Linked DNA regions of Homo sapiens: region 2 is linked to region 1. A link is an interaction called in ENCODE POLR2A ChIA-PET data of the cell type or tissue named here. Cell type or tissue: OCI-LY7. All regions are shown on one strand. Region 1 overlaps WLS (Wnt ligand secretion mediator). Region 2 has its middle 100 kb from the start of RPE65.

Region 1 (5,000 bases):
GTGCTCGCCACAGAAGATGATCCAGAAGGACAGAAGCATCGCATAGAAGATGCCCTGTCGGATGTCACCAAACAGCAGCATCCAGGTCCAGTCAAACCCGATGGAAAACCATTCCACTGGGATATTGATAAAGGTCATGGAAATCCCAAGGGCAAAGATGACTCTGATGGTGAGAAAATATCAGGACAGCCACTTTATTCATCTGGAAGGCAGATTTTCAAACAATTCCCCGAATTCAGTTTTGAGACATGAGATGTTACTTATTGGGTCTGAAGCCATATGATCAATTTCTTCTGCACAGAGATGCAAAACGTCCTATGTAGTTGGCACTGCTGCAGAATGAGGGAGTGCTATACCAACCTTTCTATGGAAGTGAACCTGACCTCCTTAATGCCTCACACTTTACTTTGGTACCACTGCAGATGGCAGTCTTCCTATAATGTTTGTGTCCCCTTGCCTTCTCACCCAGGCCTCAGTGAGTACAATTGTCCTCTTTCACCTATTCAGGTTATCATTCATCTGATCATTAAGAACACTCATTATTATTGTGATATCCTCAGCAACTATGAATTATATAAGCATATTTGTTTCAATAATACATGACTCCAAACACATTTGAAATGTAAATTCTCTTGACTGCTTGTTTAGCTTTTATTTTACTCTTCCCCTGTCACACTAAGAACTGCCAATTCTCTACTAAAATATAATTCTTAAGTCACTGATTTATTCATACTTTTTTCCATCCCCTTGAAACACATATGTTAATTAAGCACAGATCATGTACCAGGTATTGTGTTAGCACTATGGAATCCTAAATGAACAGGACCTGTTTTTTCACTCACGGGAGATACAGTTAGTAGAGGAGCCAGATAAAGAGACAACTGAATAGATTAGGATCAGGAACATCATAGAGTTTTAAAGCATAGAGGGCTGCTACCAGGACTTCTGACTTTGACACAGACAGGAATGGAGCTGACTTGTGAGTCAAAGTGAGGGAAGTGGAAAGGGTGTTTGGAGGAGAGGGCAGAGCCTGGATGGAGGCATAGAGGCCTGGAAGAACCTGCTGCATTTGGGGATCTGCATGTGGCACATCAGGAAATGACAGGACATGAGACCAGAGAAACAAAGAGGGCTGTGCTCATGAAGAAACTTGCATACCCCACTGGAGAACTGAAATTTATCTTGAAGAGACTTTTTATTGGAATCCAATAAAAAGTTTAAACAATGGAGTGACATGATTCATTCAAAAAATATTTATTAAACTCCTACTATGTGTCAGTCACTATTCTAAGATGCTGGGAATATAACTGTGAACAAGAAAAGCAAGGATTGTGCTCTTGTGATGCTTGCATAGAGATGGAATGAGAGAGGGAGTACAAGAAAAAGATAATAAATGAAGAATGAGCATCATGAAAAAAAAAGCTAGGCAAGAGAGTGGAGAGCAATGGGGATGTGATTTTACGTAAGGTGGACAGACGAAGAGATCAGCAGGTGTGAAGGCCCTGGGGTGTGGGTTTGAGCACAATAAAGGGGGCTGGTGGGTGGTGGAGAGGACAAGTGACAAGATCAGAGGTGGAAGGCACCCAATCATCAAGGGGCTTATAGGTCAGGGCAAAGGAGATGAAAAGCCAGTGGAGAGCTTTGAGCAGAGGGGTGACAGGATCTGATTAACACTTGAAAGGGGGCACTCCTGGCTATCCTGTGAATAGGCTGCAGGGAGGCACGTGATGGAAGCAAGGAAAGGGGTTGCGAGGCTGTTCCCACTGATCCAGGTGAGAAGCGATGGTTGGTTAGTTAGATTAGGGTGGCAGCAGTGGAATTGGTGAGATTTCCTGGTGAGGTTGATGAGAAGTGTGAAAAACAGAGACATACAGGATGACTCACTGCTACATTTCCAGTCTGAACAACTGAAAGGATGGAGTTGCCTTTTACTGAAATGGGGATCCTGGGAGGGAATAGGTTGGAAATGGGACACAATCAAGTGTTGTTCTTGGTACATGTGACATTTTCAATGCAAATGAAGACATTAAGTAAAGAGCTGGAATATTTGGGTCCAGAGTTGGGAGAGGCTGAGGCTAAAGATACAGATTAAGAGTCATCAGAGAATAGATGATTTTTCAGACCACAAAGGTAGGTGAAATCAACCCCCCTAGGGAAAGCACAGCTAATAAAGAGAAGAGGTCCAAAGCAGGTGCCCCAGTCCCAAAGTCTAAGAGTCTGGAAAGATGGAAGGAGACAGGAATGGAATCTAAATGCTGGTCAGCAAAGAAGAATGACCAACAGAAGGGTAGAGGAGACTCTGGGAAGAAAAACTGATCAATTATGTCAGATGCTGGGATGAATAAAAAAAAAGTGAGGAACAAAAAATGACCTTTGGATTTGGACTATGAAGGTTGTTGGTGATCCCGTGAAAAGCAGTTTTAGTAGAGTGGTGGAGATGAATCCAGACTGGAAAGGACTCAAGAGAGAACAGAGGAGAAGACATATGCACAAGGTTTTTGAGAAGCATTGCTGTAAAGAGGAGCAGAAAAAGGGTATGTGGCTTCAGGGGGAAGTGGGAAATGGGAGAATTTTGTCTAAGAATGGGAGATGGCAGGACATGTTTGTATATTAATAGAATCCAGCAGAAAGGGAGAAGTCAATGATGTGGAGAGAAAGTAGGTACATCTACAGGAGCACTGTCTTTCTGTAAGTGAGAGGAGCTGGGCTTAGGGGAGTTTCTTCACTACAACACAGACAAGTATCTGATTCTGACCACGGAATATCCCGAAGAGCAAAGACAGGTTAAAGAACCAGAAAGGTCAGCTGGGTGTGGTGGCTCACACCTGTAATCCCAGCACTTTGGGAAGCTGAAGCGGGCAAATCACTTGAGCTCAGGATTTCGAGATCAGCCTGGGCAACATAGGGAAACCCTGTCTCTACAAAAAATACAAAAAACTAGCTGGGAAGCATACACCTGTGGTTCTAGCTACCGGGAGGCTGAGGTGGGATGACCACTGGAGCCTGGAAAGTCAAGGCTGCAGCAAGCTGAGATCCCAGCACTGCACTCCAGCCTGGACAACAGAGTGAGACCTTGTCTCCAAAAAATAAATTAATTAATTAAAAAGAGCCAGAAAGGTGAGAGAGGTAGAACCCCGAGGATTTACTTAATAACAACTTGCATAGGAAAACTGCAGGAGAAAAAGGAGTCCAGGATGACTCCTGGTCAAATCACTGGCCTAAGTCACACACTGGCTGCTTGAACTGGACACCAGCAAAAGCAAGAGCTTGGCAGATCATGAGAAGCCAGTATTCCTGAAGAGCGCTCCAAAACCAGCTCTTACTTTTCCAGAAGCACTGGGGGTCGGGACATCATGGTGATCCTCCTCCAATACCACACCATAATGATGAAGATGCTGGGCGTAAGGAAGGTCTTCATGGCAAACCACACCTTGGTGAAGCCTCCATTTTGGTGGATCCCCTAGGCAGAGACCAGTGATAATTTTGAAGGTGAATATTATCTTAGCATTTCCTTCTACTAGCAAATGCTTTTGTGGGAGAGGTAAGTGGAGACCTCGTCTGCGAATGTTCACGATCAAGAGCTTTCACATTCATAGCAGGTACTGCCCTCATACACCCTTGGACTCTCCTCAGAGATAATAGAAATACATATTAAAAGAGCCCTGTGCTATGGACCTGAGACCAGAGAAATAAAGAGGGCATCCCATTCACAATAACGGCTTTCATGTTCTGGGGTCTGAAAGAAGAACATGGGGCTTTGGGGCAGGGTCACTATTTCCAAGAGACTTCGAATTATCTTACCTTGGACTCATCCCACTGATATTAAAATGCTAATACCTAAAGATACACTTTAGAGGTACGGATTAATAGGGCAGGTATGGATTAATAGGGCATACAGGGTGTATGATATCTACCCAGCTACCACCCCCACAGTGTACCCCCCAAAAAAGCCACATTTGAGGTAGAACCAGAAATTTCAGGTAAAAAGCAGAGATATCCTCTATCTCTTAACACCTCTCTTGGCCGTTTAATCCTCATTCTACCCTCACATCTTACTAATCTGGTCTACTAAGGCTACAAGAGCTTTTTCCCTATGCTAAGATTACGATTAAGTACATGATCAATTTTTTTTGTAAGCTTTTCATTAGAAAGTTGCAGATATCCTAGATGGTCAATATGTTGAGATTGGTAAGTGTTAAGGTAAATCTATTCTATAAAATGCTAATCAATATTGGAAAGTATATTTATATTACATTCACCAATTTATATTACATATACCATTAAATAAAGAAAGCAAGGAAAACAGTCAGTTCAATATGATCCTACTTTTTGTAAGGGAATTACTACGTATAAAAAAAAGCCTGGAAGGAGATATATCAAAACCTGAACAGTGATTATTTCTCTAAATAGTAGGACATTACAGGTAATTATTATGCTTTTCTGTGTCTCTACACAATTCTTGTGGGACTTTGTTGAGATTGAAAAGAAATGGCCTCCTTGCAGCAAGTTCTAACTTTTCCCCAATTAAACAAATATGATGGAAAGAACCTAAACCACCCCTATTCCTTTTAACATTTGTGCTTGCAAGGTGAAACACATAAAAAAGAAAATTTACTTTTATCTCAGTGTTATTCATTATGCAATCATGACTATTTCATGATCTTATCATCATTGTAATGATCTTAAGTGATCTTAAGCCCATTTAAAATCTTAAGTGGGCACAATAATTGCATTGTTTCCCATTTCTGTAATCTCTCACACAAATTAGTTCACTTTATGATCTCAGCCATCATGAGTATGTTATTATTCCCATTTCTCAGATGAGACAGGTGAGGCATAGAGGTGCCAAGAGTGAGATGGAGTTCCCCTCCAATACACATGTCAAGATCAATTACATTCACTTACCACCAACCGGATATCCTTTATCTCCCCAATTCCCACATTGATTTTCTTCTTCTCATTCACAGGCAGCCGGATGTTTAAAAGGTAAAACTTATGGG
Region 2 (5,000 bases), 200 kb after region 1:
GAAGCAATCTATTTTCAACTAGGAAATACAAAAGAAACCTACAACTAGTTGTCTTGTTAAATGAGAAGTGATAATTAATGTTTAGAGTCAAAGCACAAACATCCTCCAACTGCTGTTTTCATGGCATGATATCTTTGGCAAGGCTTTTGCTTCCCTCTTAATTGTGCATTATATATTTGGAGCATTTCTTATTGTATTAAACACCTTTTGGGTGCTTCTCACCTATCTTTGAGGTCTTTGGCCTCTTGTTCCAGCCCCAGCTGTGGAGCAACCTGCTGTGCATGAAGTGGGATCAGTTCCACCGGAGAACAACCTGACATCTCTTTGCCTTATGTCCTCTCTGCATATGTTTCACCTTCTGTTCTGTAGAGACTGAGGTGTGAGACCTCAAGGACATGCTTAGTGTCAATATATGTGCAACTTAATCATATGAGAGGAATTTATATCTTCCTGGGTGAAGACTGAGCCAGTCTGGATGGACTGTTCTATGAAGCAGTTTTTTACATGGCCTGTTGGTGAAAGGCACTGTAAGATCAAGGAATCAGTAGTTTTTAATACCAAGAGATGACCAGCTCAGTAATATGTATTCTTGTATCAGCTCTTACATTTCCCCTGCCTCACTCTCCTTTTCCCTCACTCTTGCTTCCTGGGATTGCATCCTATAATAAAGTAGTAGCACGTAAACTTTGTCTCAGGCACTGCTTTCTGGAGAATCCAGATTAAGACAGTTGTTCAATGATTGTTGAAAGGTATGGGAAAATCAAAGATACTTGTTTTGTGTTTTTATTTTGAGGCTTAGCACCCCCTAGTGGAATTTATTTTTCACTTTCATTCATACCGAGAGCCCCCAAAAGGTTTCTTGTGTACCATTAAGTCTTCTCAGGCAGAAATAGGTCTGGCTAAAACACCAGGAGATAAAGAAGGCTGCATATAGATGCCAGAGTCATTACATATCTCTATTAATACCTGGAGGAGTCCGTAACACAATGAAAAAACTAAGACTAACTCAATCCACATCATGTAATGTGAATGAAATATAAGTAAAAAAAAAAAATCAATTCTGATTGTTTTATAGCAATTCATCTGTTGGACTTTCCAGAGAACCTTCATGAGAAAACAGATTTTCTTGAATGTGTCTGATGTTGCTTTTGCCCCATGCAGTCTGTGTTTTTGTGTCAAGCAGGTTGTTACTGGTAGCCCATAGTCTTGACCTCTGCCAGTGCTCGGAGCTCATTTCAAGTACCCCATCTTTATCAATGAGGATTTCATCTTCTTAAATGTCCACCACATTGAGCCTGTTGTTAATCTCAGAAATTGTGTTCAGCTGTAAGAGATAATTTTATGTTGTTTTTGCTGCCCAATATCCATTTATCCTTTTTGTGGCAATGGTAGCTGATTCTTTGTTGGGATATGTAATCCTCCTCCACTTTCATCCATAAACTTTTTTTTTTCTTTTTCTTTTTTTTTTTTTTTTTTTTTTTTTTTTTTTTTTTTTAGACAGGGTCTCGCTCTGTCACCCAGGCTGGAGTGCAATGGTGTGGTCTCGGCTCACTGCAACCTCCTGCTCTCGGGCTCAAGCACTTCTCCTGCCTCAGCCTCCCGAGTAACTGGGATTACAGGTGCCTGCCACTGCGCCCGGCTAATTTTTGTATATATATATTTTTAGTAGAGACGGGATTTCACCATGTTGGCCAGGCTGGTCTCGAACTCCTGACCTCGTGATCCGCCTGCCTTAACCTCCCAAAGTGCTGGGATTACAGGTGTGAGCCACTGCGCCCAGCCCTCATCCATAAACTTCTTTTTGAAAATGCCTTAAGTTCAGGGTCCGGGGTATAATTAGCATATTTCATCACCACAGTGAATAGTTCAGGATTGAGCATATACCCAAATTGAGACTATAAATGCTGAGGATATTTGGTTTTGCATTTTTTTGTTTGACATTTTGAGAAGAGACTTTCCTCTTTCACTGAACTAGTTCTTGTGATGATGTGAGCCTGCTGCCACCGGAAGCCACCTTGCAAAGTCTGAGAATGCAACCAACATAGAGGAAGTAGAACTGAGAAGTGAAGCCAGCTGGACTTCCTGGGCCAAGTGGGGACTTGGAGAACTTTTAAAAAAATTATTATTATTATACTTTAAGTTCTAGAGTACATGTGCACAATGTGCAGATTTGTTACATATGTATACATGTGCCATGTTGGTGTGCTGCACCTATTAACTCGTCATTTACATTAGGTATATCTCCTAATGCTATCCCTTCCCCCTCCCCCCACCCCACAACAGGCCCCGGTGTGTGATGTTCCCCACCCTGTGTCCAAGTGTTCTCATTGTTCAATTCCCACCTATGAGTGAGAACATGCGGTGTTTAGTTTTGTCCTTGTGATAGTTTGCTCAGAATGATGATTTCCAGCTACATCCATGTCCCTACAAAGGACATGAACTCATCCTTTTTTATGGCTGCATAGTATTCCATGGTGTATATGTGCTACATTTTGTTAATCCAGTGTATCATTGATGGACATTTGGGTTGGTAACTTGGAGAACATTCCTGTCTTACAAGAGGATTGTAAAACGCACCAATCAGCACTCTGTAGCTAGAATTGTAAAATGCACCAATCAGCACTCTGTAGCTCGCAAGGGGATTGTAAAATGCATCAATCAGCGCTCTGTAAAAACATACCAAACAGTGTTCTGTAGCTAGCAAGAGGATTGTAAAATGCACCAATCCGTGCTCTGTAGCTAGCAAGAGGATTGTAAAATGCAACAATCAGCACTCTGTAAAATGCACCAATCAACACTCTGTAAAATGCACCGATCAGCAAGATCCTAAAAGTAGCCAAATGCAGGGAGTATTGAAAAAAGGGCACTCTGATAGGACAGAAATGGAACATGGGCGGGGCCAATAAGGGAATAAAAGCTGGTCACCCCAGCCAGCAGCAACAACCTGTTCGGGTCCCCTTCCATGCTGTAGAAGCTTTGTTCTTTCGCTCTTCACAATAAATCTTGCTGCTGCTCACTCTTTGGGTCTGTGTCATCTTTAAGAGCTGTAACACTCACCGTGAAGGTCCGCAACTTCATTCTTGAAGTCAGTGAGACCATGAACCCACCAACAGGAACCAACTCTGGACACAGAACTAAGGAATGGCTCCTGGAGGCATCATTTTATTCCAGAATGAGGCCACTGCTGAAGTCAGCCCTTTTTGTATATTTTACAATTACATTAGCCAATAACTTCCCTTCTTTGTTTAAGCTAGATTGAGTTGGGCTTTTTAATCACTTTCAACTAAAAGATTCCTAACTGGTAAACTGTTCAATTCTGAACTTATAGCCTTGTTCCAACTTGATTCTCTCTTGGTATTTATTATTTTAGTGATTGCAATTATCATCCATCCAGTTGTGCCAACTAGAAATTTAGGAGTTATCTTGACACCTTAATTTTTCAGTTTCCATATCTAATTCACCACTGAATTTTGGATATTTTGTCATTTAATCATATTTTGAAATGATCTAATTTTTATTCCATATCCACACTCTAGTTCAAGATAGCCACATCTCTCACTTGAACTGCTACTACTACTAAAATAATATTACACCTAACCTTCTCTGAGCTCCTCATCCATTCTCCCATCTGTTTTCCATTCTTCATCCAGAGGGATTTTTTTCAAAGTACAAATCTGACCATATAATGTCCCTTTATTCCAGTCCTCCTATTAAAACCCCAAAGTTACTCTTAGAATAATGAAAACTCCTAAGAAAGTTTGACTCTCACCCATCTCCTTCATCTCAGTGACACTAAAGTCTACACTCTAAAGTCACTGAGGGCCACTGCATAAGTTGATTCTTCTGCCCGGAATGATCTTTCTTCCCCTTTTCAGATCTCAACTTTGGGCCATTTTTTTGATTAAACCTCGTCTGGCCTCCATGATTAAGTCAAATAACAGTATTCCAGAATTCATATCACTGTGTGCTTGGTTTGGGATCTATCACAAACTAGGGGTGATATCTGTTTCTTGACTACATTTTTATTCTTTTAACATGAATGAGATAGTTAAGACAGAAACCAGTCAAAAGAATTCACAAAGCATTTTTTCAACTACGAAAAGCAATGTCCAAATGATAATTTATCTGCATTGCTGTCTGTCTGAAAGAGGTCTTGATTCCCAGAGTGGGTGTTGATGGGACAAACGTGGTTGAATGGTAGGAATGCGAAAGAGGCAGGAGGACGTGAATGTGAAAATCGATTGACGTAGAACAGATGAACCAGGCATTCTATTATTTTCTATAACTTGCTGAATGGGAATAGGTTGTGACTGATCTTATTATTAACCCTGGCTTGGAGAAAAATCCTTATAATTTCACTCTAATGTCAAAGTTTGAAGCCTATACAGCCATCCCAGGATAAACTGAACAGATCCTGTGGCAGCTATTGGTGTATGCTGCTGTTATTTTCCTTGAAGTGGGAACACTCTGCAAAGAGAAGAGTCAGTTGACAGCCTCTAGATGCTGCAGGTTTGGGGTCCATTGAAGTGAGCGTGATGAGGCTATATGGTCTCTGGGCTGCTCTCAGACAGTAACTGAGCATGGCAGGGGTACTAGAGCTTAGCCATTCTTGTCCAAAATGGGATTCCTCTAATGGGATAACTTTGCTCTGGGGTGCCTTGTTGACCTGGTCAAGACTCTCAGATCTGCATCACAGTCTGGAGCTTTGCCTTACCACTTTTCTTCCCTTCCTCTTTCTTTTCATAGGTCGCAGATGAGCATCATGGTCTGAAGCCCCTTCCCTCCTACTCCTGTTCCTTTTCCTTTATTATTCATAGTCATTTACCCCAATTCATCATTTGCAGATCTAATTCTGCCTTGGTATCTGCTTCCAGGAGGATCTGAACTGACACACACATTCACTTGGGAGCTACTTATGGAAGAAAAGGATGTGGAATGTTTTCCTCTCTCCTTTCACTGTATCTGGAGGGAGGAAAGTAGATTTGGTGTTAGGGAAGCAG

The links. ChIA-PET counts read pairs that join two places held together with the same protein. Peaks named below come from ENCODE experiments on the same cell type or tissue, not always from the same donor. Only the 100,000 strongest peaks of a DNase experiment are listed, where the experiment ranks them.
Region 2: POLR2A ChIA-PET joins it to region 1 with 12 read pairs; 2 of 35 experiments call an interaction of 5 or more read pairs at or near these places.

Annotation. Positions count from the first base shown.
Region 1 is chr1:68,150,194-68,155,193 of GRCh38, forward strand. It overlaps WLS (Wnt ligand secretion mediator), which reads right to left. Exons shown (of 12, transcript NM_024911.7): 4 at 4,906-5,000; 5 at 3,324-3,460; 6 at 1-163. All of the region lies in intron 9 of GNG12-AS1 (GNG12, DIRAS3 and WLS antisense RNA 1), which reads left to right. Among named protein-coding and RNA genes, the nearest start is that of MIR1262, 31 kb to the right of the region's middle. In OCI-LY7, no CTCF peak of the experiment used is centred here; no DNase peak of the experiment used is centred here.
Region 2 is chr1:68,345,584-68,350,583 of GRCh38, forward strand. No RefSeq gene overlaps it. Among named protein-coding and RNA genes, the nearest start is that of RPE65, 100 kb to the right of the region's middle. In OCI-LY7, CTCF peaks have their summits at 820 (motif pointing left) and 1,034; DNase peaks (open chromatin) are centred at 828 and 2,028.